Linked DNA regions of Mus musculus: region 2 is linked to region 1. The links are chromatin loops, found by intact Hi-C in ENCODE. Cell type or tissue: left cerebral cortex. All regions are shown on one strand. Links, peaks and the distances in the headings refer to the core of each region. The heading gives the core; the rest is flanking DNA.

The links. A loop is a pair of places that touch in the nucleus more often than their neighbours do. Peaks named below come from ENCODE experiments on the same cell type or tissue, not always from the same donor. Only the 100,000 strongest peaks of a DNase experiment are listed, where the experiment ranks them.
Region 2: a loop joins it to region 1, with 4 times the contacts of the local background. A loop is called at or near these places in 5 of 42 quality-filtered maps.

Annotation. Positions count from the first base shown.
Region 1 is chr3:127,993,236-128,008,986 of GRCm38, forward strand. No RefSeq gene overlaps it. Among named protein-coding and RNA genes, the nearest start is that of Gm35667, 30 kb to the left of the region's middle. In left cerebral cortex, for the core only: a CTCF peak has its summit at 8,833 (motif pointing right); DNase peaks (open chromatin) are centred at 8,843, 9,646, 9,866 and 10,624.
Region 2 is chr3:129,687,638-129,703,388 of GRCm38, forward strand. Egf (epidermal growth factor) reads right to left here. Exons shown (of 24, transcript NM_010113.4): 16 at 14,819-14,944; 17 at 10,081-10,197; 18 at 9,154-9,279; 19 at 5,281-5,403; 20 at 3,134-3,278. Among named protein-coding and RNA genes, the nearest start is that of 6330410L21Rik, 58 kb to the right of the region's middle. In left cerebral cortex, for the core only: no CTCF peak of the experiment used is centred there; no DNase peak of the experiment used is centred there.

The sequences.
Region 1 (15,751 bases), core at 5,113-13,112:
CCAATTAACATAGAATAAAGTTTCATTGACATATAACATCAAAATTGGAAACAGTTTGATACTGCATATTGCATTCATAACATACAGACCAGTCTCTTGAGTCATGCTGTATTTTTAAGCCAGATTGAAGCCCTGCATTTTGATTTACACACACACCACCTTTTAATAAAAACCAGAGAAGGGAATGTAAAGCAAGAGCCGATACACTTTTGCCAAGGCTAGAATTAATGGCTCTGGGGTGTTTTCTGTGAATGACACTTCAGGATTTACTGCGGATCTCCTGACTGCTTCCTTATCTCGCTATGAACCTTGTAAGATGGAAATCCACAGTGGCACCCCAGAGTCATGTGGTGAGTTATTTACTCAAGTTTTCCCAGCATTGCTTTCAACCCAAAAGAACACTGAGTGTTGGGTAAAGAAAGATGTGTCATGGTACACTGAGAGAACTTGGATGTGCTGTTGTGGAGAGTCCCCATTCAAAATTCCGCTTCTGGCATTGACTACCGTCATAGTCTGAGACAGATCACACGCATCTAAGCTTTATTTACCTTATTGGGGATTATTGCTATAGCTACATCATATAACTGCTACTGACAATCAAGTGAGATAGCAAATAAATACACATCCTAGATATTACCTGATCTTTGATTGTATATTCTTCTTCTTTTGAGATTGTATGAATACAATGTACATAGCAAATGCTTTTCAATTTATAAATTGAGAACCATGGAACTTATCATTTTTCTCTCATTATTTTATTGAAATTGGAGTTTGCAGTATGAAGTACATCATACATGTCAAAAATGAAAGTATTGTTGAAAACAATCACTTCCAAGAGGTTCTATAGTTTCCATTACATTCACATAGAAATCTGTATTGTTTTCTTTGTTTCTCATCAAAACTGAAGCAACCAGTCCCTGAGTCATGGAAGTCATGTGTGATGTCAGCTTTATAGACTTTGGAATATGTATGACAGAAGTGGAAGATATTTTAGTTCTACCCCATGTTGGGTAGTTTTTTTTTTAATTCAAAGAGATAAATGGCTTCTTTAGAGAGTCCATAATTTTCATCACAATCTCATGAGGTAGTCAGAAAAATATTATGTGCCTTGATGTAATGAAATTAATAACTTCATATGCTAACTCTAGTTAGAAGACAAACACCACTCCATGTCTGTGTTATGTACGTTCCTGAATATTTGGCTTGGCAAGAAGAGGAGGTTGGAGATGACATCATATCCAGTTAATGCTGCAGAGATATGGGGAGTAAACCAGAGCCCACTCACTGCATATTCACAGGCTTGTCATGAAGTATTTGCAAGTGGTATTTTCTTTGACAATGATAACCCTTTGACATGTCCCAGCAAAGTTTTAGAGAAACACTCAAGTACACGCATACACTAGATAAGCCATTTAAATATTTATGTATCTATACACCAAGAGACAAATCCAGAGAGGGATATCACACACACTACACACACACACACACACACACACACACACACACACACACACACACACACACAGAGAGAGAGAGAGAGAGAGAGAGAGAGAATAAAAATTAATAGAGGTTATAGCAATCCATTCCGAAGAGAGTTTTCTAGAACTTTCTGGATGGCACCCTTAGAGTGCTGGTGCTTCACACAACTTCTCTTGCCAGTTCTTACTGGAGTGTTGTGGGGAAGTTAATGATGTTCTCTTAATATGCAACAACACAACCCTGTTCTAGGTCGTCCTTGTTATTTGATGGAGTGCAGCATCTGGGGCTAATATTTTCTCCAGTGCTTGAATGTGAGGTGCTGCAAGCTAAACCAGACAATTGTGGTTCCTTTCAGGGAGGCCTGTTATGGTATCTGCAGCTAATACATACATTTAACAGTAGGTCACAGTGACGTGAAAATATTAGCATTATGGTCTTTTGCGGGAAGCCATGGTCATTCGCAAATATATTATTTTAAGCAATTTGTTTGCATTTAAAAAGCAGAGAAAAAGTGGCATGTGTTCAAATTCAATCAGTCACTAAATTACTTACCATCAGTGTATGAAGGAAACTGAAATGGCTTGTCTTAGAATCTGCTAAAATAATGAGTGTCTAATAGATAAAGTTTAAAATTATAATCTTTCCTTTGAGCATGGATTCACATAAAATGACATCATCTTGGCTCTTGTTGGATGCAGTAATTCAATTCTCTGTGTTGGACATTCTTTTTTTGTATTCTTTTTTTATAGCATGGAAGTTTTTTCCCCCCAAGCATATACTGCTCTTAGAGATATTCTGACCAGGCAACTCTTTGTCTTTCTATAAATTTTAGGGACCGTATAACAGTTTAACACATTTACCAAACAGACTTTATATGGAAATAATTTTATGATTTGTAGTAAGTTAAAGTTTATCTTAAAACTTTCTGTTTTGTTTGCTAGGCAAACGAATCATGAGGTGATTTAAGAGCCCGAGGTAATGATAACTTAAATAAAAAGCCTAAAGTAAACCTTCTGCTCTAATATTCGTTCACTTTTCCTAAGAGGGAAATCTGGACTATGTTCTGGGGGCAGTGTTTAATAAGACAAAATATCTCTTCATAATGTTATTTTGCTTACATCTGTAAACGTGACAGCTTAAGAGGCCAGTCTAATAACTCTGACAAAGGAATAGAGAAATCTGACGGAGGTCAACGGCTTCCAGCAGGCTGAGCTGGCCTCAGAATTTGCATCTGTGACTTACAGGTCCACGTTTGTTTGGGCCCACCGTTCATGTATAATGTCTTCTTAAGTTTATTTAGATAATTTGTTCCTATCCCTGCCCTGGGTCATTTATTATACCTATTAGTTTCTCTTTCTGAAGAGATTCTGCCAGAATTCCTTAGCTGTCTTTGAGTCTGTTTCTTTTCTCTGGGAATTTAAGATCGGGGATTTTGCTGGTGCAGGATATGTTGAGTCTGCTCTGCCGCCAACTTGTTATCTTTTGCTGTGGACTCGTAGAGGTGTATGCCATTTGGTGAGCTGCTGTCTCCTGTGAGTGGAGGCACATCCAGAAACAAAACTCATGTGCACAGTTAAAACAAAATCTCACACCAAAAACCAACTGAGCAGACTCTTGACTTTATATTGAGATACTTCAATGACTTCTTGGCTAAGGATAGCTTTCTAGGTCTTCAAAAAATTATTTTATTTTTAATCATGCATATATGTGTATGTCTGTGTGTGGGTCCAGCAGAGAGCTGGAGCTGGTGGTATAGGCAGTTGTGAGTTGCTTGATGTGGGTGCTGGGAACTGAACTCAGATCTTTCTATAAAAGCAGCAGGCACTCTTCACTGCTGAGCCATCTCTCTACTTCAGCTATCCACTTTTGTTTTTATTTGTTGTTATTCATGTGGAATATTGGCCTGTAGCCCATGTAGTTCTCTTTCTCTTGTGTCTTTACCTGGTGTGGTAAAGTATTAGAATAATACTGTTTTTGTATGAGTTTGGAAGTATTTCTGTTTCTTTTCCCGCCCCTCCCCTTCCCTCCCCTCCCCTCCCCTCCCCTCCCCTCCCCTCCCCTCCTTTTCTTTTCCTTTCCCTTCCCCTTTTCCTTTCCCTTCCCCTTTTCCTTTCCCTTCCCCTTTTCCTTCCTACCTTCCTTCCTTCCTTGAACAATTTGAGAAGTATCAGCCATTGTACTTCTTTCAGTGTCTGGTTTAATTTTGCTATGCATCCATCTGGACCTGGATTCTTTTAGTAAGATGATTTTATATTTTATTATTTCAATCTCCTTGTCCGTTATGGGCCTATTTAAGCTGTTGGTCTCTTCTTGGTTTAATTTTGGTGATTTGAATGTTTCTAGATATTCTTCCACTTTTTGAAAGTATTCCAGCTCAATGGAGTATGGGTTTTAAAAATAGTCCCTTTCAATATTCTATACTTCTGTGGTATCAGCTACTAAATATATTACTTTGGCTATTCCTCCCTCTTTTCCCTCTTAATTAATTTGGCTACAAGTCTGTCAATCTTGTTGAGTTTTTCAAAGAAGAAAACTCTTCTCGTTTCTCTTTCATCATTTTCTGCCCTTGTTTTTCCTTCTGTCTCCTGCACTTGGACTTGTTTCCTTCTTGTAGTACCAAACTCTTGAGGTACATCATTAAGCCTTTTATTTGTGTTCTTTCTGGCTTTCTAAATAGCATGTAAGGGCTATAGATTTTCCTTTTTGGACTGCTTTTAATGTGTCCCAGAGATTTGGGTGTGTTTTCATTTTTGGGAATTTAAAATTTTCTTCTTGATTTCTTTGACCCACTGAGTAGTGTGTTGTTTAATATTCATGAACCAGTATATTTGAGAAAAATTCTTTTGCTACTGATTTTGAGCTTTATTAAAATGTGAAGTCATTTCAGTTTCTCTGTATTTGTTGCGATATTTTGGGTCTATTTTGGAGAAAATTTTGTGGTCTCCTGAGTTGAGGAGATTGTTTGGTGTTTGAGTAGAAATTTTTGTAGATATTTATTAGGTCCACTTGACATATGAGGTAAATTGGTTCTGATTATTTCTCTACTTAGTCTTTGTTAGATGACCTGTCCATAGAAGAAAGTGAGTTTGAGTTCTTCTGTGGCAGGAAATCCAGTAGGATGCTTTTAATGAAATTTGGTATAAGATTTGGTGCATCTATGTGTAGGGTAATGTCTTCTTGGACATTTGTTGCTTGAATAGAATGAAGTTCCTTTCTTTATCTTTTCTGATTAATTTTGGTGTGAGCTCTGTTTTGTCAGGTATCAGGATAGTGACAAGATTAATCCCTGGTCCTATCTTCTTGGAAGACTTTATCCATCCTTTCACTTTTAAGGTAAGGCATGCCTTTTTTAGATAGAAAAAAGATGGATTGTTCTTCTTAAACCACTCAACTAGCCTGTGCTTTTTTTGATTGGGGAACTGGGGCCTTTAATATTTAAAGTTATCCTTGAGAGGCATGTACTGATTGTTATCATCTTGTGGCTTTCTTGCTGTTTGTTTTCTAACTTTTGTTCTGTATTTCAATTATTACAGTTTCATTTGTTTCTTTCTGTAGTTTCCGGGCTATGATTATTCCTTCATTCAGCCTGAAGTATTGCTTCTAACATTCTCTGCAGGGTGGGTTTTGTGTACGTGAGTTCTTTTAGCCTGTTTGTACTGTGTGAAAAGCTTTTCTTTTTCCTCAAACTTTTGCAGGTAAGTTTTCATAGGTAAAGGCGTTTGGATTGGCACCTGTGGTCTTTAGAATCTGGAGTACAATGCTTCCAGTCTTTCCCCGGCTAAATTAAATACATGCTTAAAAAGGAAGTAATTGTTAATGTTAAACTTATTTCATTAAATTTAATCAGTACTATTTAAAATTATGTTTCAGTATTTAAAGTGGTCAAGACAATAAAAATTTTTTATAGGTTCCTCCATATTGTATAATTTGGAAAATTAGCTTCTTTCCTGTAATACAATATTCTGACAAGATTCTGTTTGTGAGGCTTAAGTACACTTAAGGTGTTTTTTTTTTTTTTTTTTTTTTTTTTTTTTTTTTTGTCTACAAGAGCTTGTGCACATAACTTATCTGAATGGATTTGACGAACAGCTAGATGCCAGGTAGAATTAACACATTTCATCCTGAGTGTTCTGTATAATTAAGGCTTGTTTAAACTGGTTCTCTTTCCTTGCAGAATAAATGCTTAGCTAGCAGGACAATCTGTGATTTTAATGACTGTTTCTCACAGATCTTTGAAGATATATAAAGCCTGATAAATATAAGGGTGTAGAAGCCACCCCGCAGCTGTGTGTTCCGTGTCCGCATTTTGGTTCTGTAGAGTGATGGTGCCTCTTCCTGTTGGGAGTCACTGCTTTATCTATCACTAGGGGAATGGCTAGTGAAGTCCTTTAACCTGCTGGGTAACAAGAGTAATTTACTGAAGGAAAACTGGATTTTTGACTGTGTATTAGATCCTGTGAGTAAATTGTGGGGATTATAAATGTACATATGAAATATATTCCTTTCTAAATTGATGCTTTCTTGGAGTGTATGCGAAGTATAATCATGAACCTGTGAATAAAAATGAAAGCAGAGAATTGCAAGTTGATAGAGATTATTTGAAAATTCCGTAATAGAAAAATAATTATTCCATAACAATCTAGTTATAACGCAGGCAAACTAAAGACAACAGACATATCCCAGTCTTCTTCGAGGCTATGAGCATTTGTGTTGTATATTGTTACAAAAATTATATGATATTCCTGACTTGGGTCTTAAGATATTTCTAAAGAACAAAAAAAGGTATATATGTATTCAGCTTCATCCATGCAAAAGAATAAAATGTCCTGGGGTCGAGGAACATGAGGAGATTTTACAAATGTGATTTAAGGATCCTGTGAAATGTAGATGCAGCAGCCTTGGCCCGCTCAACTTTAAATCTGTTTGTTACACCAGCATAATCTCACTGGAATGCATCTTTGACTGTGCTGATTGGTCATAATTCTGAATTTTCAAGTTTCTCTCTGGCCTAAGCATCTACAGCAGCATCTCAAACACTTTTCTCAGAAGCTACTTGTGTTGGTTTGAATGATAATGGACCTTGTAGATATATTTGAGGACTTGGTTCCTAGTTGGTGGAACTGTTTGGGAAGGATTAGGAGATGTGCCCTTGTTGGAGGAGATGGTCTACTGGGGCAGGTGATCTCTCTCCCTCTCCCTCTCCCTCTCCCTCTCCCTCTCCCTCTCCCTCTCCCTCTCCCTCTCCCTCTCCCTCTCCCTCTCCCTCTCCCTCTCCCTCTCCCTCTCCCTCTCCCTCTCCCTCTCCCTGCCCCCCCCCCCCCCCCGTCTTTCAGCTATGGTTCCAGAGCCATGACTGACTGCCTACTGCTGCCATGCTCCCCGACATAATAGTTATTGATTGTAACCCTTCAGGACCACGGGCTCCAAATTAAATGCTTTCTTTTATCAGTTTCCTTGGTTACAGTGTCTTGTCACAGCAATAGAAAGTTCACCAAGGCACCACTGAGTTGTTCCCCTCCTCTGTCCATCACTGACTGATCCAGTCTTTTCACTTTGATATCCTACCACGTCTCCCTTTTATGTGATCTTGGCAGAGCCTTAAGGCATATTGCTATGTCAGGACACCTAACCTACCAGCCTCATTAGTTTTCATTTCTTCTAGAAAAGCTATTCTACTTTGTTTTTCTTTTGAGACAGGATCTTGCTGTGAGCTTTGGTTGCTGAGCTTACTGTGTAGCCTAGGTTGGCTTAGAACCCATCATTCTTCTTCAGCCTCCTGAGTGCTGGGATCCCAGATAAACACCACGACGCCTGCATATTATTTTTCTGATGTAGGAAGAGCAGGTTCTATTCTAGGTTGCAATAATTTTCATAGACACCTTTTCTTTCCCTGTTCCCTCAAAGGGGAAACTTGTTGGAAGTCCTCTGTATGACTCACATGAACTTTCCTTTTCATTGTTTTACATGTATGTGTGCACGTATGTATGCATGCATGTGTGTATATGTGCATGCATATGTATGTGTATATGTATGCATGCATGTGTATGTATGCATATGTGTATGTATGCATGTGTGTATGTATGTATGTGTGTATGCATGCATGTATATATGTGTATGTATGTGTGTATGCATGTGTGTATATATGCATGTATGTATATGTATGTGTATATGTATGCATCCATGTATGTATGTATGTATGCATGTATGTGTATATATATGTATGCATGTGTGCATGCATGTATGTGTGTATGTATGTATGTGTATGTATGTGTATATGTATGTGTATGTATGTATATATGTTGTGTGTATACATGTTGTTTATACATTGCTAGTTATGTAGTACTACACAGGCTGAGGACCCTGACTGGTGCAGTCCTGTACAGGTCTTGTGCATGCTGTCTTAGTCTCTGTGAGTTCCTATGAGCTTTCCTCGTGTTGATTTACAGGGTCTTGTTTGCTTGGTGTCCTCCATCCCCTCTGGTGCTTACATTCTTTCTGCTTCCTCTTCTGATGACTCTAGAGGGGGAGAGTTTTGATGGAGATCTCTCGTTTAGGGCTGAGTGTTCTGAGATCTTTCATTCTCCATAATGTCTGGTTGTGGGTGTATGTATTTGTGCCTATCTGATGCAGGGGGAAACTTCTCTGATGTTGACTGGGCAACACATTAATGTACACGTACAGCAAAATGTCACCAGGAGTCATTTCATTGCTATATTTTGTTGTAGTTGTGGTTCCACAGAGCAGTAGTATTTGGTTTTGCCTCAGGTCCCTGGATCATCTAGTCTTAGGTTCTTGGTTACCTAAACAGTGCTAGGTATGGCGGCATAGGCTCCATCCCATGGAGTGGGCCTTCAGTCAAATCAGATATTGTTTGGTTATATTCCCACATGCTGTGTGCTGCCATTTCTCTAGCATTCTTATGAGGACACAACTGTAGATCTGTAGGTTTTGTAGCTAGTTTAGTGTTTATCTTTTTCCTTTGGTGGTATGCAGAGTACCTTCACTGTAATTTATCTGAGACAATGCAAAGTTTTTATTAATTTACACAGGCTCTCATTTGAGACTCATGTGTAATTTAGCCTTTGGTATTTTATCTTAAGCTTAGTTACTATTACAGGAGGGAAGCACAGTAATGTGAGCTTGCATGCACCCAGAACTAGCCGCAGTTGATAGCAATTTTACTTTAAAATTCTAAGCAATATAGGAGTAGAATTGCATTTAACCCACAAGCCAGCAGCTCACAGGGGATCAGTGGTAAACTGTGAAGCAATGTTCTAAAATTTCATTTGGGATGTAAATATACTTTCTAAATTAAACTACTTATAAGGAAATCAGGGATTCCTCATCTGGCCACTAGGTGTCAGGAAAGCTCCATTCTAGAAACTTCTGGTGGGGGAAGGGGACACGGTGTAGTCCATTTGAGGACATCTGCTGTTCACAAAGGTAAAGCAAACAAAGTAAAACACAACAACAACAATAACAATAGCAACAGCAACAGCAAAGCCCAACCATCTTACAAATACACAGACTGCCCAGTGAAGGGCCTTACGCAGAGGACCAGAGAACTAACACCAGTCACCAACGGTGCAAAAGTCTACTTGTGGCCACAGTGGTAAGTCCCTCCTTTTGTTACTATGTTCTATGTGTCCACACACATAATAATGGTGTCCACAGTGGCTCCTGGGTTCCTATTTCCTCACATCCCACCTGGTGGTGCGCCCTCTCAGATGACCCTTTTTGTCGTTTTGGGTTCACGGGTTTCCTCTGGCAATTGGGCAGTTAACTGCATGAAGGGCAGTGGGTTATAAGGTCAAGCCCCCACGCCTCACGTTCCAGAAGGTCTCAAATAGACATGGCTTCCCGTTTACAGTCTTACTTTTCAGCAATATATGTCACTAAAGATGGCTGGGCCTCAGACCCCCACCTCTCTCTATGCTTTCTACAGAGGATGCACAGAGAACAACTCACGTTTGTTTGTGTGCATTTGGACAATGCCTGGCTATGAAGACTCTTACACTGGAGAGAGTCTCAGCACATCATTGTAACATAACTGTGTGGAAAGGATAAATAAAAGAGGGAGCTGGCTGTGTGGTGACTCCTGAGGGAAAGCCAGGATGAGAGCAAGGGGAGAGCCCTCGCCCATCTTGAGTGTAGTTCCGTGGCTTCCGGGGGATTGGTGAGGGTGCTCTTGCCCTGCTTACGACGGCTTTCAGAAGTTTTCTGTAAAATTTGAACAAAAAGACTGAAGATGAGACACACAAAAAAGGGAAAGTCTAGTGAGTAAAAGGATTTACTTCAATAACTCCCCAAATCCTACCCCCAAGTGCGAGGATCATCTCAGTGCTGCACAGCCGCGAGCGAGCAAGCGAGCGAGCGAGCCGGGCCCTGACACTGTGGTGCGAGACCATGATTCATACGAAAGGCAGCATAATTACTGTGAAGAGCAGATTGGATTTCCAAATGAGGAAAGCGCATTCTAGTTCTTTCTTGGCTACGGATAAACACAATTGATTTATGATGAATATGAGGGTCCTGGTTATCTGGCAAATGTATTGTATTTCATGTCGAATAAGCTTAGAGATTTTTTTTTATTTTTTTATTTTTTGCATGTCTACATGAAACCCAATCTGTGCACAACCAGGAGAGCCCGAAGGAATGGTGGCTGGAACTCCTGATGGATGGGAGGAGTGCCACACCGGGCACTCCAGAGGGCAGCATATCTGCTTCCCACCAGCAGTGAGACCACTGTGTGCCTCAGTTTGAATAGCAGAGAAGCGTAGGTTTATATAGCTACTTATCTATTTGTTTACAACTTAAAAATGATGTATTTGACAAATGAGCTTCTGTTTTCTTCAGAGGATACTGAGACTATTTTCTCAGGTCCTGCCTCTCAGGTGATAGCACTCCACAGTAGCTTGCTTGCAGCTCACTTCCAGCCCTCCTCCCGGGGGGTGGGGGTGGGGGTCTCAGATGTGTTTTGGAGAGTCCCATCACTATTGCGTTTCAATGCTGGGAAGAAATTTTGTTAGAGATAGTTCAAAGGCAGAATCTCCATCTTCTCTTAGATTCGTTGCTTCTGCACTGAACTGACAAACCATCTCTTGCTTCATTGGAGCCAGTTCATCCATCTGTTCTTGGCAAGGTGGGTGGTGGGTACACTCAGAAATCTGTCGGATTTCCTGAGTTGGAGTCCCAGCAAGATCAGGTATAAGAAAAGTGACTTCAAACAACCTATTTAATCTCCCCGTTACTTGGTTTTTCTTGTCTTTAAATCTCCTTGGTTTCTTACTGTGATTTATTTATTTATTTATTTATTTATTTATTTATTTATTTATTTATTTATAAATGCAGAGGTAGTTGTCTGAGAAACAGTAAGTGTGCTTTTTGGTCTTTTCAGTTAAAAATATGGCTAATTTATTCTATGTGTTTGAGTGTCTTACCTGCAGGTATATATGGGTATGAACCATGTGTGTACCTGGTGCCCATGGAGGTCAGAAGAGGGCATATTGGTTTCTTGGATCTGGAGCTGTGAGCCACCCCATTGTACACTGGGCACCAAACTCAGGTCTTGGTAAGAACAGAGAGTGCTCTTAACTGATGAGCCATCTCTTTAGACCTCTGCTGTTGGATATTTTCAACAGACCTTGATAAACTGAAGATAGGAGGCTGGAGAAACTTTTTGATCATCTATTTAAGATCTCCTATTCTAAAGATTCAAGGGCAAATGCTTGCCTGGGGGTGGTGACGCACGTCTTTATTCCCAGCACTAAAGAGGCTGAACAGGAACATCTCAAGTTAAGGGTCTGTGGGAGCTACAGGGAAAGGGAGGGCAGGAGCCAGAGACTGAAGTGTCAGAGACTGTTATTTAAAGTCAGTTTCCATAATTTTTTAAAAGGTTGTTCCTCTACCGAGTCACTCTTTCTTCTATAAATAGTCATTCAGAAGAATTGTTAAATCTCCTTTTACTTTAAGAAAATACTTGTTGTGATAAGTGCCAAAGGGACATTAGGAATTAAAGTAGAGTGAATTACGTAATACAAGACAATTGCATTTTAGCATCTACCACAGTTGGCTTAGTGGCATTACTAGCCTTAGGTGAGCGAGGCTTGTTTCTCTTCTGTGTGAAAAGAAATACAGACAAGAGTATCCAGGGCTTTTCTGATATCTATTACAGCCAGCAGGCACCTGGGCTCTTTTTACCACCACATGTCACCATTTTGTAAATGGCTTTTATCTTCAAAGTCACCTTGCCTGCTAAGAGAACAGCTTGGGGTTAATGCTTTGCCTCCCAGACTGCAGGAAGGAGGAGGAGAAGAAGAGCAATGGTGTATGTGTGTGTGTGCAGTGCATGTGTGTGCATGTATGCATGTGAGTGCAGCGTGTGTGCATGCATGAATTCTGGTTGTGGTGTGGTGTGTGTGTGTTCATGTATACATATGTGTGCAGTGCATGGGCATGCATGCATGCGTGCATGTTGTATGTGTGTGCATGCATGCATGGTGTGTGTGTGTGTGTGTAGTTGGTGTGTAGTGTTGATGATGTGTGTGGTTCATGTGTGGTGTGCAGTATGTTTGGGTGATGTTCTTTCAACAATCTTCTAGCAGTCAGTCCTCTACCCTTTTTAATGGTTGTAGCTCAGTAGCTACAACTTGGACACATGTCATACAGTGTAAGACGTAGAACTTAGACACACATCATACAGTGTAAGAAGGTAATGTGCTTTAACAATTATGGATGCAATTGAGAGGGTTGTTCAGGAAAGAGGGGTACTAGATATAGGATAGGGTCTAGCTATCTCTACTACAAGCAGAGCTTCACTTCACACCCCCATCCCTCTTCACATCTCCTTTTCTCCTGTCTGGAATTCATGGCAGCCTTGGTCTAAGACAAGCCATGCACTCTTGTAGGAGAAAGGAATGCTTTTTCCCTTCTAAAAGGATGCTGCATCTATGTATTATGTCTTGCTGGAAAAAAAAATCAACTCACTGTGGATTAAAAGGAAGAGAAAGGTGTTATAACTGACAGTGGTACTTCATGGGACTCAAAGCTAAGATGGAAGGAATTCCAAGGAAGGCCAAGGTCTGTGACCGTGTTAGAAACACAAGCAGCCTGTCTCAGTTGACCCTCGCACAAGAGTCTTCTTATCCACTCAAGATCTGCTTTCTTTGCCCTCAGGGTCACCCCAACAGTGAGAGATGACATAGGGGTGTGCTCTTAGGGTCACCCCAACAGTGAGAGATGGCATAGGGATCTTCCCTCAGGGTCACCCCAACAGTGAGAGATGACATAGGGGTGTGCTCTTAGGGTCACCCCAACAGTGAGAGATGGCATAGGGATCTGCCCTCAGGGTCACCCCAACAGTGAAGGGTAAAAGGGGGATGCTCACCCTGCTTTTCCGAGTTACACATTCCTCTTTCTCTGACAGAGGCAGAACCTACTCTTATTGATTCTTCATCATTTCTCAATTACAGCGACTCAATGACTCTGACTGAGAAACTGCTCAGAAGACTAGACCTCCAAATGCCACCTTCCGGGGTGCTTTGGCGTCTGTGACTTTGCTTGGCCTTGCACACTGAGCACACTTCCACCCGAGTTCTTCTCTTGCAAAGCCATGCATTTGGACTCATTGATGTCAAGTGATCTGGTGGTTACATGGCCCTGTGACTCCAAACACATGTGCTCCTGAACACACTAACTTCTCTATGATTCTTCCCTTTCTTTGGATGAGTCTTAGTGCCCATACTAGATCCTAATTCTGCTTTGCCATGATGTTTTTTTTTTTGAAACTTCTGTCTTTTTATTAAACAATCTATCATAGGCATTTTCTATATGAACAAATATCTATAACATCAATCAATTTATATAGTTATTTACCCTAAGATTATTATTCACCCATATGTTTAAAGTGTTTCCAATATTTCTCTGCCATAAACAGGATATAGTATACATTCTTCTAATTTAATTTTTACACACATCTTTATTTTTCTTTTTTTCTTTTTTTTTAGTTTCCTAACTTTCTTTTTTTAAATTTTTTTATTACGTATTTTCCTCAATTACATTTCCAATGCTATCCCAAAAGTCCCCCACACCCTCCCCCCCTACTCCCCTACCCACCCATTCCCATTTTTTGGCCCTGGCATTCCCCTGTACTGGGGAATACAAAGTTTGCCTGACCAATGGGCCTCTCTTTCCATTGATGGCCGACTAGGCCATCTTTTGATACATATGCAGCTATAGTCAAGAGCTCCCGGGTACTGGTTAGTTCATAATGTTGTTCCACCTATAGGGTTGCAGACCCCTTTAGCTCCTTGGGTACTTTCTCTAGCTCCTCCATTGGGGGCCCTGTGATCCATCCAATAGTTGACTGTGAGCATCCACTTCTGTGTTTGCTAGGCCCCGGCCTAGTCTCACAAGGGACATCTATATCAAGGTCCTTGCAACAAAGGCTTGCTAGTGTATGCCATGGTGTCATTGTTTGGAGGCTAATTATGGGATGGATCCCTGGATATGGCAGTCTCTAGATGGTCCATCCTTTTGTCTCAGCTCCAAACTTTGTCTCTGTAACTCCTTCCATGGGTGATTGTTTCCAATTCTAAGAATGAGCAAAGTGTCCACACTTTGGTCTTCGTTCTTCTTCAGTTTCATATGTTTTGCATATTGTACCTTATATCATGCTATACTAAGTTTCTGGGCTAATATCCACTTATCAGTGAGTACATTTCATTTGAGTTCTTTTGTGATTGGGTTACCTCACTCAGGATGATGCCCTCCAGGTCCATCCATTTGCCTAGGAATTTCATAAATTCATTCTTTTTAATAGCTGAGTAGTACTCCATTGTGTAAATGTACCACATTTTTTGTATCCATTCCTCTGTTGAGGGCTTTGCCATGATCTTGTTCTTTGTTGTAAGCCCAGTCTGTTTATTCATCCATCTATCAGTCCATCCATCCATCCATCCATCCATCCATCCAGTAACTTTTCCTCCTCACATCTGCTGACAGTTAATTATACATTTTTACAATGTTTGCCACCCAAAGCTCTTGTTTCTTATGAGTATTGTCTTAAGTAATACTCTCACAATATTTTTTTTTTGGTGAAATCTCAGACATCTTAGGTGTGTTATTTACTCTACTCATTTATTCTCTACATTGTCCCAACAGTCATCTTAAATTCCTAAGTATGATTATAACACTCCCCTACTAAGAACTTACCTTTTACCTTCAGAACAATGACCAAAGTCCTTGCTAGCCATAGAAAGCTGTTTGTCATCCCCCACACTTATCCAATCTTGTCTCTACCTCTCTGTTGGCTTCTGAGAGACATTTGAAAGGCCAAAGCAACAGTAAATTGACACCTGTGTGACATTGCATATGCTCATTAAATCTCTTCACAGTGGACACTCTCATCCAGCGCTGTACTCTGAACAAATCTCTCCTTGCCTTAGGAAGTCAACTCAAGCACCATTTCTTCTCTCGGCAGCATTCTGTTCACTCCTTTATACTCCCCCCACCCCCCATAGATGTTATTTTTTTCCCTTGTTGAAGAACATGAGATGGGTATTTGAGAAGGCAGAAAAGCAAACTACAGCAGATGGTATCAGAGTCCAGGATGTCCCTATGTAATAAAAGGATTCAATCAGGCATATGACTGACAGAAAAAACGTGAACTTGACATCCCTCAACTTCCTTGTATAGGATTTCCATGGGAAATACCAAAGATTTATATACAGAATGATATAGTGGGTACCATTCAATCCCTGTAACACACCCATTCTACTATAAGATTGTAAAAAGAGTTAATGAACTTTGATTTATTTTTTTCTTTATGTGCTGAACACCTATCATGTAGCCGGCGATATTTTGATAGGATCAAAAAAAATGCTGTTCAGAGATAAAAATCAGAATTAGATACAAGTTATAACTCAAGTGTGCAAAAATGTGATAATCTTTGCTTCCCTATAATTAAGGTAAGTTTACTCAATCTCATCATTTTTTTATTGTTGATGATGATTACCAATTCTTTACTGTCAATGTAACACTTTTTTGCTAAGCTTTAGGTTTTTTTTTTTTTTTTGCTAGCAACAGTTAATTATAATTATATATGTAGCTAAGACATTGATTATGATTCTGTGGTTACAGTCATCTGGAAAGAGTAATACATACATATGCATATGTTATGTTTTTCTGGAAATACTCCCTGTGGCTCCCACTAATGGGGGTCACTCTTTCTCCTGATCATATTCATAGATCTTAGTTTCTGCTGCTAAATTCA
Region 2 (15,751 bases), core at 3,494-11,493, 1.7 Mb after region 1:
TATGCGGTCTGCTGCACTGTTGCTTCTCACAGGGCATCCTGCTCTCCTCACCTCTGAGCAGACCATGGAAGAGAGGCAGGAGCTGAGGTGGGGCCTAAAGGCTGCCCAGGCTTCCTGGGGTCTATTTTTAATTCTAGCTCATTTTGGTTATAGCTATTTATTGACAATCCCTAACAGTCATTTGAAAAACAACTGCTGCATGCTAATGGGCTCCACTTGCAAACCCAAGTGATGGGGTCTTGAGCACCGTGCCCAGGGCAGTCAAATGGCCAGTGCTCCTTCAGAGCATGGGGCACGGCCATGAGTCTTTTGGATTATTCAACTTATTAATTAGTTTCGCTAAACCAAACAGAAGGTTCCCTGGATAAATGCATTTGAGTTTCCATGGTCAAACAATATGATGTCACTCTAGACCAAGTAAGGGTAAAGCAGCCTTTTAAGTGAGTTGTGGTCACAAAGCCGCGAGGAGTGGCAGAGCTGAAAGTGTTCTCCAACCTCTCCTGTCCTCAAGAAACCTCACAACCTGCTTGCTGTGGGGGTCGCAGCTTTGACAAAGGCGCATCAGAGGGATGTCTGGCCAAAGCCAAATCAGAAAGAATGAAGACCTCTGAGCTCAAGAGTTAGAATGTCCCAAGAATCCAGACCAGCAAAGTTATAGGGAACCAGTGGGCGTGTGTGGGTGCTTCAGGAGGGTCCCTGATGAACCCGCACTGGCAGGAACCCCCTGAGGTCTGTGGCTGTGGAATTCATAGCCGTGAGGGAGGCTGAAGGGACAAATGGAGGGAAGCTGAAAATTGTTAAACCACATTTTTATCAAATCAATTCAAAATAAAGTAACGCTCCATTGACTGTGGATACCAGCGACTTTAAACACTGCTTTTGGTTAAAGGTCCTTAAATGCGAGGGACGCCTTCAGCTGTAGCCTGTTAATTAAAGACAGGGCCTCCTGTGACCCAGGCTGGCCTTGAGTGGAAAGACCTAGAACTCCTGATTCCCCCACTACTACCTCCTGAGCACTGGGGCTGCAGGTGCTCCTATGTCTCTGCCCAGCTCCAGTTCAGCGTGTTTAAAACACAACGGAAGAAGATGCAGCTGCATAGGGGCATAACAATAAATTCCGGCAGAGTCAGACTGGAGGGAAAACTGCACTATGACAAAATGCAAACCCTTCATACTGCAACAGTAATCTAGGGACCTAAAGCTAACTACCATGAAGGAAATAAGCCATAGACAATCAATGACACATCCCAGTTTTGTAATTTTTGTGTTTGGTATAGTAGGATTAAGTGTGTAGATAAAAACTATTTGATTGCTAACATTAATTAACTATTCATTAAAAGTGAATTATTATCTTATACTTGAAAGCATCTTGAGTTACAAAATCATGGTATGGTAATATAAACTCAAAAGCAGAGTTCTACTAGAATTGAGTCCTTTTTACTAGTATTTCCAAACATCTCCACAATTTTTGTCAAGCTGATGTGATTTTTAATGTAAGACCATACTCAGTCAAAGAATATAGCTTCTTCTTCCTCTAACAACTTACTTTCTTTTCATTATTATTAACAAAAATCACAAAATTGTTTAAGTCCATAACATCCATTCCTGAGGTCCACAGGTCCAGGCATGTGAGACCTACATGTCTGCGCACACCGGCGCAGCCCCTCGCATTGCCTTGAACATGTGAAATTAGTTAACAGTAGGATGTAGCCCTGAATTAAACCCTGCCCACTTGGGTTGAGTGTGGCTATCCGTGTGTAGGTGTGCATGCAGTGCACCTGGAAACCAGAATTTGATACCAGGTGTCTGAGTCCTCTGTTCTCCACCTCTTAAAAGTCCTTGTTTATTTCTTTTTTTTTTAAAGATTTATTTATTTATTATATGTACGTACACTGTAGCTGTCTTCAGACATTCCAGAAGAGGGAGTCAGATCTCATTACAGATGGTTGTGAGGCACCATGTGGTTGCTGGGATTTGAACTCTGGACCTTCAGAAGAGCAGTCGGGTGCTCTTACCCACTGAGCCATCTCACCAGCCCCCTTGTTTATTTCTTTCTGAGTGTAAGTGTATAGATGCCCCAGAGCCTGTGTGCAGGTCAGAGGACAGCATGCACGAGTCTGTCCTCTCCTTCTGCCATGTAGATCTCAGGGACTGAACTTGGGTCCCCAACATGGTGGAAAGAGTATTTATTTGTCCAAGGGGCCTACTGGCCAAACCTTCCACCTCATAATTAGGGTCACAGTCTCTCACTGATCAGCAAGCGCCAGGGATTCTCCTGTCTCCGCCTCTCCGGTGCTGGGGTAAAAGCATTCCCTGCCCGACCTGGGTTTTTATATGGGAGCTAGAGCTCTGAACCCAGGTTCCCTTCCTTTGCTGGAAGCACTTTGCTGACGCTCCCTTCTCCCTAGCCCTGTGTGTAGCTTTTATTATACAGGGAAGGCTTTCATGGTGAGCACCGTGGAGTATCTTAAAGCTCTCGGTCCTCAGAATCATTTCAGGTGAGAGCTTGGCCTGTCACATCACTCAGAGAGCTGAAAGGGGGGCAAACAGCAGCCATGTCTTCCCTCAGCAGCGGTTGCCAAGACAACAGCTATGTCATCCCTCAAAAGTGGGTGCCAAGACAACAATGAAAAGTGAACTACTAAGCCAGGCGTGGTGGTGCACGCCTTTAATCCCAGCACTCAGGAGGCAGAGGCAGGTGGATTTCTGAGTTCAAGGCCAGCCTGGCCTACAAAGTGAGTTCCAGGACAGTCAGGGCTATACAGAGAAACCCTGTCTCAAAACACAAAAATAAAAAACAAACAAACAAACAAAAAAGTGAACTACTAGAAAGAAAACCTTTTTTAAAAAAGCTTTAAATATCAGAGGCAATAAGTTCAGGGTGAATATAGGTGCAACATTTTTATAAACCTAGAATCTGGCTGAAACCAAATTGGTTTGAGTAAATTTCCTACAAAGCTGCCTTCATGTTGAATGCAGAACTGAATTTCTAGACTATGTTCATCCAATTATTTATGTAAAAAGAAAGTCATCAGTGCCCCTAGAAAAATCTCCTCTGTATAAATTTTACAAACTTCCTGAAAGTCATGGACCACACTTTTACCTTGGGCTATCAGAAAGATGCTCAACTCACTTGCATGTGTAGCTGTCCAGTGATTCAATATGCATGCACACGCCACCATTGAGGCAGTATCCATCATATGAGGATGGGCATCCTGGATAACTATTTCGGTCCAAATGGTGGCCATCTTCCCCAAGGAGAGAGGGTGCGGTAGAGTCTGGAATAGTCAAAGATACTACTTTCATTTTTGAGTTTCTGTGAACAACTTTCGACGTGGTCTCTTGATGACAGTGGAAGTCTCAGGAGTGCTGAGTTTCACCCTCCTAAGCAAGCCTGTGTCACCCACCAAAAGCTAAACCCTTCTCTCTCTTGGATTATCATACTGGAGGCAAAGAAGAATGGACAACCCTAAATCTGAAATGAACAACTGGGGTCTTTGTACAGCTCACAAGCTACTCAGCAACACGTAGCTCACTGCCCTCCTAATCTAAGGAGTCACAAACATTTATCCCACAAAATACTTTCTTCTAAAACCAATTCAACTTTTAGGAGGCCCCCCTCAGACATGAGACTATAGCCACTCATGGGAAGTCGATGTTACAGTAATGGAGAAAAGTCAAGATGCCAAGCCTCTTGGTTTTGAATAGTTTCCTATGCCTTAAAGGGAAGGCACTGCTGCTTGCAACTGACTAAGAAGGTTTTCAGCCTGTCCCCAAACTCATGGCAATCCCTCTGCCTCAGCCTCCCAACTCCTGGGATTATAGGCACCAACTACCACATCTATCTTCAATACCTTTTAAAATTATTTATTTATTTATTTATTTATTTATTTATTTATTTATTTATTTATTATATGTAAGTACACTGTAGCTGTCCTCAGACACTCCAGAAGAGGGAGTCAGATCTCGTTACGAGATGGTTGTGAGCCACCATGTGGTTGCTGGGATTTGAACTCCTGACCTTCAGAAGAGCAGTCGGGTGCTCTTAACCACTGAGCCATCTCACCAGCCCTCTTCAATACCTTTTAAGTGGAGAAAAAATTACCCGAGAAAAACAAAACAGTTCACTATAAAACCCAGAGAGCAGGCAAGTATGAGCTTTTCTGTCTGCAGAACTGAGAGGGCAAGCCCTGGCCTGGCTGTCAGGGTCTTTTGTGGGGTGCTGCCTGGGCTGTGTGGGTGATGAAGTCAGTACTGGGGACTGTTTTAAGAGAAACAAAAGCTGGCTGGGTTGCTAATTCATGTCAAGACATGCGGACTTTAAGGAATCAATTTTAAAGCAACCTTGAAAGTAAGCCGGGCACGGTGGCACACACCATTAATGCCAGCACTTGAGAGGCAGAGGCAGGTGGATTTCTGAGTTCCAGGCCAGCCAGGACCACACAGAGAAACCCCATCTCAAAGAATTAACAACAATAATAACAACAATCCTTGAAAGTGGCTCTTCTCCCATCACAGGCCACACTGCTGACAAGCTGCCAGAGGCTCCCTGTCGCCACTCCCCGTGCTCGGCAACCTGGTGCCACAGCCTGCAGTCCAGACTCAGGTTTGCTGCATGTGTAAAATACATACCAGAGGCGTAAGACTCAGTATCAAAATCTAAGCAGATTTTATACAGATTAGCTCTCGTTTTGTTTTTTGGGTTTTAAAATTTTTTTTTTTTTTGGTTTAATTTTGGTTTTTTGAGACAGCGTTTCTCTGTCTAGCCCTAGCTGTCCTCTATAGACCTGGCTGGCCTTGAATTCAGGGGTCTCCCTGTTTCTACCTCCCAAGTACTGGGATTGAAGGCACTTACCACCATGCCCAGCTAGTCTTAAATTTGTATATATGGAAATAAACAAAATATACTATTACAAGTCTAGACATAGTTTTGACCTGTCTAGCCCAGCTAAGTTTTTCCACAGCCTCTGAAAACAACCAACCAGTGGAAAAGGAGTCACAGAGTTAAGAAGAAACCCCTATACTGAACCGTTAGGAGGAGGAAGAAGGGGAGGAGTTAATCATCATCATCATCAGCATCAGCATCATCAGCATCTTATCGCTGATGCTGTGAAATGAACAAAACCAGAATGACCACAAACTCCGCAGTCCACCACCAATCCGGTGGTGAAATCTAGTCTCCAGCCAGATTAAAGAATCCGCAAGGCAAACAAAAGCAGCCTAAGATTTCTTGAACCAAGTTAGTTCCTCACGGTTGATCTGGACCTCGCATCCACCTACCAGGGCAACTCAGTCCGGGCGAGGATGGGCGGCCTGCGCAGGTGCAGTTGTAGCCTCCCTCCGTGTTGGTGCAGGCGGCATTCTCACCGCAGTTGTGCGCCCCCCGCTGGCACTCGTCAATATCTGTCCCAGGAGTCCGTGGGAAGAGAAAGGGGTGCAGGGAAGGGAAGGAAGGGTTACGAATCCACAGAGTCCAGCCGTATAGAAGGTTTCTTCACCTGTGTGGTGCTTCATGTTCAGGGCCCTATGCATGCTGGGGGGGGGGGGGGCTGTCATGAATGCTAGAAATAAAAGATTGCTAGGTCCATGGCTGCACACCTATTGCTGGACTCCCGGGCTCCTGAAAGGCTTTCTTTTCACTTGTAAGGAAAGACATCGAGACTTCTCCAGACCGAAGATCGGTAAAGCACCTCCAGCAAATGGCATTTTATATCCTAAAACTCGGACTTCACTTTTGCAACTAGAAGCTTATTCATTGACATAAATGGCATGTCAGGACAGGCATGGCAGTGCACGCCTTTAATCCCAGCACTAGGGAGAGAAAGGCAAACAGATCTCTGAGTTTGAGGCCAGCCTGGTCTGCAGAGTGAGCTCCAGGACATCCAAGGCTACACAGAGAAACTCTATCTCTATATAGTATGAGCTATATAAAGAACTAGGCCCCTCCTTTAGCCCTGCTGCCAACCCATGTCTGTCTCAGCTGTTATTGCCCAAACAAATAGGTCTTCCCATTGTCTGCACTGAGTTACCTTCAGGAGAGCTGCCTCGGTCTATTCCAACATCTCAGATCTCCTCTGGGCCGCTCCCAAACACCAGAGCCTCTCCTGTTCCCTAGGCCACACAGTGATGAGCCCGTGACTGTGCCACTCAGGGGCAGGCCAGAGGCTTTTCTGTTGCCGACAGCTGTGCTGTCCAGTATGGAGAGACTTGCCCTCTGGGAGTATTAGGCTCTCTAAACTGCATCAAGTCTTATGGTCCAGATGGTGCTGTCAGTTCAAAATACACACCAGAGTTTTAAGTCTTAGTGTGCAAGTTAAAATATAAACATTTAAAATACCAATTAATGGTAAAATGCTAATATTTTAGACATAAAATGCACTAATAAATTAATATCAACTGTTTCCTTTGAATGTTCATAAAATAGCAGCTAGCACGATTAAGAGAGGGAGGTAAAAACAATAGCTGACCCTCAGACTTCATTTCCTGCGAATATAAGACGATTCATCTGCTAATAGAAGGCACTGAGATGCCTCTCCGTACATGCAGACCTCGACAACCAACCACCCAGTGACTGATCCGAGACAGGCTTTGTGAGGAGCTAACTAAGGTTAGACAAGAACAGGAGGGCACCCTGATGGAGCTGCGTCTTTAACAGATGAAGGAGCACCAGGCTAATCACAGAGGAGAGACTGAGGATGCAGTGAGAACGTGGCTTCCAGAGTCAGAAATGGCGCATTCACCAGACCACACCATCCATCACATGGGGCGTAGCCCCAAGAGCTGTGGGGAAGGAGGCTCCTGTGACCTGAGCCGCCCTGTCTGTGCACTGTGTGGTTTCTCTGCTCACACGCAGCCTGTACTCAGCACTGCTTCCCACCACTTCACAGATCCACGACTTGCTCATACCTGGATGCTCCCTGCCCCTTCACATCTCTGTTTAATTAATATGGATTCATTCTCTACAGTCCCACCCAAATGACACTTCCTTTAGGAAACCTTGCCCAAGGCCTCAAGCAGACATTCCCCCCAGTTCTTGGCTTTGTTGTGTTTCTGCTCCTCATGCCGCACATCTGCCTGTGTTTCTCTCTTATCAAAGCTGCCTTTCTCCCAGACCATGGTCTATTGGTCAGCAAGAACTGGCTTCTTCATCTTGATAGTTCACAGTTCCTAAGGCACAGTTCCTTTGTGCCTAATGGAGGCGAAGGCTTTGAACGGCTGTCCTGAATGAATCAAAGGAACTTCTGTTCTTTGTTTCCTACAGTTTTTAATTCTTTCATTTTCTGCAAGTCCTGAGATTGAACCTCTGGCTTCACATGTGTTACACAAGCACCTCTGAGCCACGCCTCTAGCTCTCGAGACAAACCAGAACACCTGCTGTAATCTTGTTAGAAATCCTCTCTCACATTTTTGGTTACGAGCCTATTCTTTTAACAGCTAAGCCATCTCTCCGTGCAGCCAACACCTTTTAGCCCAACACTCAGGGGGCAGAGGCAGGAGGATGTCTGTGAGTTAGAGGCCAGCTTGTTCTACAGAGAGAGTTCCAGGAAAGCCAAGGCTACACAAAGAAATCGTGTCTGGAAAAACCAAACCCATCTAAACCAAAACAACAACAACATCAAGAGAGAAAGAAAGAAAGAAAGAAAGAAAGAAAGGAAGGAAGGAAGGAAGGAAGGAAGGAAGGAAGGAAAAAGAAATCCTCTCTCAACTTGAGCGAACTCATTCGCTCCAAAGCAAAGCCAACGCTGTACTGTTGAAACACTCATGTTTGAGTGTATTTATGTCTATACTTGCAGAAGTTGATCTTTTCCACCTTTATGTGAGTCCTAGGGACTGAACTCGGGCCACTGGGCTTGGCAGCTTTACCCACTAAGCTGTCTTACCAGCACAACGATAGGATGCATATATGTATCATGGATTGAAGCCAATCACCTAGTGTGCTGGCTTGTTTTTTGTCAACTTGACACAGGCCAGAGTCATTTGAGAGGAGACAACCCCAATTAAGAAAATGTCTCCTGCTTACTGAGGTCCAATGGTAGAACATACAAGCATACCCGTGGCTTCTATGATCCTGAAGACCTCATGGACCCAGGCAGGGCAGGGCCATGACCTCCTTTGGCATATTTAATATTAGGAGGTAGGTTAGTAAGAGTGGGAGTCTAAGAGCTTAAGTCTCTGAGAAAATATACCTTCTTCTCTTCAAAAGAAATGAAATATGAAGTCTGTTTGCCCAAAATATCTGTGAGCCTGCTTAATTAGTGCAGTGACATTTTCCTGACTGACTGCCAAATCTGTGCTTAAAAGTGTGTTTTCAGAGGTCTGTGGACTGCACAGAACTAATCTGATAAAGTCTGTCTTAAGCCAGCCAGACCCACAAGTGGGTAGCCATGACCTTCACACGGGAGAGAAAACACCAGCTTGAGTTTACCAGGCATCTGCCCTTTATCGTTTGCTTTTGGAAGAAGGGTAAGAAACCGCGTAGAAGAGGAGCCGGGAATCTCTGGGAACGCAGCTAAGCTGCACGAGGTGAGGGTAGGTAGGGCAGGCCTCCACTTGTGCGGTGCTACTGGGCTCCTGACACCCAGGGCAGCAGAAGACATCCACAGAGTGAACTCCCAGCCCACAGCCCCACCCAGCCCTTAGTGGAGGAGGATGGTTATGAAAAGGCTTTCAATCATTCTGAGCTTGCAATGAAATGTCAGTGCTGGAAGTTCTCATCCACTGAGCCATCAGAAACACCCTACGCCTGCCCGGGAGCCTCCTGTCCCTGTCTTCTTGTACACAGTGGTTACAACACACCCACTCCAGCTTTGCCCTTCACCGCGGTCCGGTGGCTAAACTCAGTAGCAAAGAGGAGCAGACCAACCGATGGCTTACAACATAGAACACTGATGAGCCTTCATCCTCCAGAATGAACTAGAAAGGCAAAGAGGTAGACTTAACCTCAGCAGCTCAGCTTGTACAGTTATGGCCAGGAGATTGTTTCCTAAGACTGATACTACATCTGCCCACACCGGTGACACGACTGGTCTTGACACGTGTTTCACTCCAATGCTATCCTGCCTTCCCTCAGCCCTCAGGAACTACAACTTTTGACAACTTTCTTTAGCTTGCCTCCTCCCCCTCCCTTGCCCACTGGCACCTGGGCTCTCTCACCGAAACAGGAGATCCCGTCTCCTTCGTAGCCTTCTGAGCATCTGCAGACGTAGCCACCTTCAGTGTTGATGCACCTGGACGAGGTGCTGGGGCAGTCCGATCTAGCCAGCACACACTCATCTATATCTGTCAGGGAGATTATGGGCATGTGAAACGTTTTCCAACCTTGGGTCTCGACCCACACAGGGCTCACATCTCACATATCCTGCATATCAGATATTTACATTACAATTCACAACAGTAGCAAGATTACAGGAGCAATGGGATAATTTTGTGGCATTAGGAAGGTTGAGAACCACTGGAAAGAAATAACAAGCATAGTAAGAAAGACTGAGCCTTTGTATAGCCAGCCACTCAGATGCTTCTTGTGAATAAAACGCAAACCCTGCATCTTGGGTTTGAAATTCATTTCTCAGTTAATTTTCATGAAATTACCACCTGTCCAAACAGCTAAGTATGTGTAAGTAAATTACTTTCCTCCAGAGTTTCAGACAAGAAGGACTGACATTTTCTCAGTAATCATTAACTTACTATCAGTATAAAACAGCTATCAATATAAAATCAAAACCTGTCTATCATAATCTATTTGTTTCACTAAAGCATATATACTAGGTTTCTCGGAGGAAAATATCCTATTTATAGGAATCCATAAGTTTGACTTGAGGTCAAATTCAGGTCTCTTTTAGTGTCAACTTCAAATTTTGCTTAATTTTAATACAATTTTAGTATAATATGAGGCAATATATGTAAATATGCCCATGTGTCTCATTTCCTATGCATACAATTCCTTTTTTCCCCACTCTAACATCAAATTATTTAAACCTACTAATTACTTACATCCTTGTGGAGACTTTTAGTTAGTAAAAGTAAAAGGAATGCTTTTGGTTCACGAATTTTCAGATTTGTGCATTTGGCCTTCGCTCTTACCAGAACACAGGTTTCCATCCCTGGCAAACCCTTTCAGACACTGACACTCAGCAGTCTCTCCGTCTGAAACGCATCGAGCATGGCTTCCACACCCCCCGGGACCACAGTCATCTTCATCTGCAAGCAGCCAGAACACATGCAGTTATTTCCAGTCTTCAGAGGAGGAAGTGGACCCCAAGGTCATGGACCAACCGTCCTAGCACCTCCTTCCTGAAGTTGGCGTGTGGGCTAGCCTCCAAACAGAAAGAACTGGTTCGGTCTGTCTGCTCGGTCTGCTCTGCTAGATTTCAAAGACACGGCTCACAGATTGCATGTGCCTTCAGTTGCAGGGTTTTGTGTGCTTGCTGGTTTTGCTTTGCTTTGGTTGTGGTTCTGTTGCTGTTCTAGCTTTTTGACATAGTAAGTAGCCAAGGCTGGCTCTAATGTGAGAACCTCCCACCTTTTTCTCTCACATGTGGAGGTAAACCTCAACCTTAAAGAACTGTTTGATGGCCAGAGAGCTCAGTGCGGACTTGTTTGTCATCTGCACATTTGAACTTCTAATAGAGCTTAAAATGGACTCCGACTTCATCTTACGTGGTATCAATCTATAACTCTAGCCAGCCTTTATAAAAGACACACAACACAGGTATTTTATTTACAAACTGTAAGCCTAGATTGGGTAGGTTTGGAGTTATTCTAACTTCTCAGCCATTTTATGTCCCTTGTTACTTGCTGGTTTTCCTGGCCGTGGTCCATCTCCCCTCAAGGCGGCCTCCTCCACCCCTGTCCTTTCTTCTTTTTCTCTCTCTCCCTGTAACCCTCTCACTTGATCCTTAAGTCCCACCTTTCTCCCTCCACTGCCCAATCACAGGCTCTGACCTTTTATTGACCAGTTAAATTGAGGAACAAGGTTTCCGTAGCATCGCTTGGTGTGCGTGAGGACCTGCTCGTGGGGGACAAGCAGAACTGGAGAGCCAGTATTTACCCTTTGAATACAAGTAACCCACAAGCAATTTTACTCAAAAATCCCTAACCATTGTGACACACAAAAAGCCTATCTAGTCTCCTCTCGAAACACAGACTTGTACGTAGCAAGCAGATCTGTCTCTGACAGAGAGACTGGCTCGCAGAAAGACTTATTGTCAATTTACTAATATCATGTTTCATATCTAATAGGATATATGTCACAGTGTGTGCTTATTATCAAGATTTATGCACTGACTTGTAAGCCTCCTGGCACTTCTGCAAAGTCACGAACCTTACAAGTCAAATGCTGTAAAGATCACTTCATTTCATCCTCCATTGAAGTGCGACTGCCCCGGGGGACAGAGTTGCATGTCAAGTCACAGGCGTGAGCAAGTTTTTCTTTGTTTCTTGCTTTCCTGCTTTAACTCCCTGTGCATATAGTCACTCCCTAAATGCCACCCAGCACCTCCTTTTTTGAGTTGGAATATGTGACATACCACAGCCGGCTATGCACCACTGTCTCTCTAGTCTCTTCACGGGATGTAGGAGAGATGAAAGGAAGCCTTCGGAGCGCCTTTGTAAAAGTTATACATTTTAAGGTGGATCTGGGGGGTAGGGGTGGGGGTGGGCTGGGGCAGGGCGTGACTGCAGACATTAGGACAATTGTGGTTTGGGGATTTGTTTTGTTTTTGATTTTCTTTCTTTCTTTCTTTTTTTCTTTCTTTCTTTCTTTCTTCTCTCTTCTTTCTTCCTTCCTTCCTTCCTTTCTTTCTTTCTTTCTTTCTTTCTTTCTTTGGTTTTTAAAGACAGGGTTTCTCTGTGTAGCCTTGGCTGTTATAGAACTCACTCTGTAGGCCTGACCTCGAACTCAGAAATCTGCCTGCCTCTGCCTCCTCAGTGCTGGGATTAAAGGCGTGCGCCACCACTGTCCAGTGGTAATTGTGTTTTTTGTGTTTCATATGTTTAGCTACTTAACCAAGATTTCTCTTGGGTGAACACAATACCTTCCATGCTTGCTTGGCTACCCCTTATTACTCACAGCTCAGGATGGGTACATTCAAATTATTTAGTTCCCAGATCACAAGGCTGCTGAGAGTACGACTGGACAGTATTTGAGCGCAGCAAACATTGGACAGCACTGTACAACTCTCCTAGCTTAGAACATGATGCAGGACGGTTGCGAACCTGAGTCAGCACTGCATGATGGGAAGCAGCAGCCATACAGTAGGAGGTGCAGGCTGTGACCGCACTGGCAACACTCGCCTGCTTCTCTTTCCCGAGCAGGGATTTCTAAGAGGACCGCTGCTTTGCATGACTGTTCTTGGAAACCAAAGAAAACATGACTGTTTTAAAAAAGCCCTCTGCCAACTAAAATCTGCTATACATAGCTAAATAAAGATGACAAAGAAGGGCATAGTCAGGGCTGTAGACTTGGCTCGGTGGCTAAGAGCACCTGCTCTTTCAGCGGTCCACAGTTCGATTCCCAGTACCCACACGGCTGCACACAGATATCTGTAACTCCAGTCTCAGGGGATTTGACAGGATCAGAAAACCCACGTCACACACAAACACATGTAGACAAAACATTCATATATATATATAATAACTAAAACATTTTAATAATTAAAAAGAAGGGCATAGTGATATCTTAATAATGAGGATTGAGGGTGTAGCTCAGCGGCTCTAGCATGGGCAAAAGCCTGGGTTTGAGCACCAACACTTAAAAGACAAAGCCCCAAATACCAGAAGCAACTCTGGGAACTAAAGTATAAAATTCACTCAGAAGTACCTAATGTGTGCCCAGGTCCTACTAAGTGGTAAAAGTACAGTAATGCAGGATGCAGGCAAAGGCTCTGCTGTCTTATATTGTCTTTGGGGCTAAGTGAATACAAAACCAAACGCAGACGATGATGTAAGTCATCTCTCCCTCACTCCTTGACCCCCTACACCATCAATGTACTCTCTGTCATGTTTCTTCGTCTGCCAATCTCTCTTCACTATGATAGAATCTGCCCTGTGAGCCCGTAGGGGGTCCCTGCTGAGACTGAAAGTGGTCTCTAGCCCACTAACCCTGATGCCTTATTTGATTAAACTTCTGGTTCTCACATTAAGCTGTGACTATGCAGGCTGCAGCTGTATTTAGCATGTCCTGGTATCCCCAGTACTTAATACGACAAGATATGACCAAAAATTAGCCAAATAAATATATTTTTATTTGTGGCAAATTTTTCTGGAACTTCTTAAACAGGAATTAGTTGTTTGGGCATAGTTCTTTGCTTGTGTGTGTGTGTGTGTGTGTGTGTGTGTGTGTAAGTGCTCATGTGTGTGTGCACATGCAGGTGTGTGCAGGCCAGAAGCCAATGCTGGGTTTCTTCCTCACTCACTTTCACCTGATTCTTGTGAGTGAATGTCTCTCACAGTTCATGAGCTCGCTAATTGAAACTGGCTGGCTAGAAGTCCCAGGTATCTTCCTATATCCACATCCCCGCCACTTGGATTACAATGGCAAACTGCCATGCCTGTTTTGTTTTTGTTTTTGTTTTTGTTTTTGTTTGAATGTGGCCTCTGAGGATCCTAACTCAGGTCCCCATGGTTTGTAGAAGCACCTCACCAACTGAATCATCTCTCCAGTCGTATATGATCATCATTTTCAAAATCATTAGTCAAGTCACTAATTAATACACCCCAGTCTTAGTTTTTACATCTATAAAATAATGGGATATGACAGGCATCAAAATACAATTTAAAAATGGCAAATGCTAAAAGTTCATACAAATCTTAGTTATCACCATTACTAAAAACATGTAAAAAATTCTTTACATTATGCACGACGGGTGGGGCTTGCGGCCCTTGAGCCCTAAAATCTGCTCTTTAGAGCACAGAAGTCAGAGGAAGACTTCTGTAACTGTTCTTGCATGGAGGTTTCAAACAGCTTAAAGCCACAGACAGTATGCTACTTAGGGGCCTGAGGATAAAGTTGGGACCCTCAGCTTTCAGGCAAAGAGCAGCGTGTGGAGGCCTCCCTACAATCGCAGTACTTGGAAAATGGAGATGGGATTCTCTGGAGCAATCTGTAAGGAATATATATATATATATATACACATATACATATATATACATATACACACATATGTATATATAGATATACACACACGTATATATACATATATGTAAATATAAATATATGGATTCATAACATAGTACATATAGTTCATATACATATATGACTAAATGTTTTGGAGTCACAGTGAGCCACCCTGAGTGAAGGGCAATGAGCCTTGAGGACAGGGTGGATTTGTAGCCGCTCTAGGGCTCATTAAAATTACTTGCCATACACAGAACAGAACAGACTCTATTATGAACCAAATTACTCTGCTGATAAATGAGCAACATAGACTAAGAATTCTAACTTTTCTGTCTATAGAGTTTCTTCAGTAATTAAAGCAACCAATTGATATGGCTCATCAATTCCTATCAACTTTGCACGACAGCTAGACAGAGCAAGTGCCCACCAGAGTAGGTAGGGTGGGGAATACTTAAGTCTCTTTTAGCCTGCTTGTCACCCATTTCGAATTATCCCTCAAATGGTTCAGCCTAGAGTCTCTCAGCATGTATGATCCATGCCTGGCCCAACGGAGCTTTACAGCACAGGCTTTTCAAAAGAGAAGGACCCAAGTCCGAGGTTAGGCTGCAGTATAGTTACCTAACATTATACCAGGGAAAGAGCATACAGAATTTCCTACTGGTGGAGTGGAAGCTGTTGGAACAAAAGCTATCTGGGAGAACTCACAGTTCATGCCTGACACCATGATTTCAGCCACTAGTGTGGAAGATTCTGTCCCATCATCGTCTGGTACTTCAGCCTGAGTGGAGTTGCTCAGTGATGTCACCTCTTTACTAAGATCAGCATTTTCACCTGTGGGACAAAAGATAAAAGGCTTATTAGTTAAGCCTTTCCATCTCAAGGAAAGTTTGATTTAATGGATATTGATGGTCATTGATTGGTTATGAGTTCATTTTAGTACGAAGATGGAGGGAAACGGGCAGAGTTTGGTGGGTCCAAAGTGGGAAAGAAGGGGACTCTTCTAGATAAAGAACACCACTCCTCCTGAATATAATCAGCTCAGAATTGCAGACCTTGAAAAGAAAAAGTTGTGGGGCTGGAGAGATGGCTCAGTGGTTAAGAGCACTGACTGCTCTTCCGAAGGTCCTGCGTTCAAATCCCAGCACCACATGGTGCTCATGGCCATCCCTAATGAGATCTGATGCCTTCTTCTGGTGTGTCTGAAGACAGCTACAGTGTACTTACATATAATAATAAATAAATCTTAAAAAAAAAAAAGAAGAAGAAGTTGTGGTGGCCACCTTTCCCCAACCTTTCTTATGCTACCTCCTCCCTTTGTCTGGCTTCCATGTTTATAGTACCCTGAGTTAGCCATGCTTCCATGTTTATAGTACCCTGAGTTAACTGTGCTTCCGGTTTATAGTACCCTGAGTTAGCCATGCTTCCATGTTTATTGTACCCTGAGTTGACCGTGCTTTTAAAGCGGCTGTGTATAAACAGCCGTATAGAAACCCAAGCTCACTGCTCCTGGAGAAGAGGCGGTGGATCCCTCAAGGCGCTCTTGGCTCAGCTGTGCTACACAGGGTCCCACTGCATCACAGTTGAAAGCTACTGTTCGTTCACATGTTCACGTTACTATTGATACAGGGAGGCAGTGTA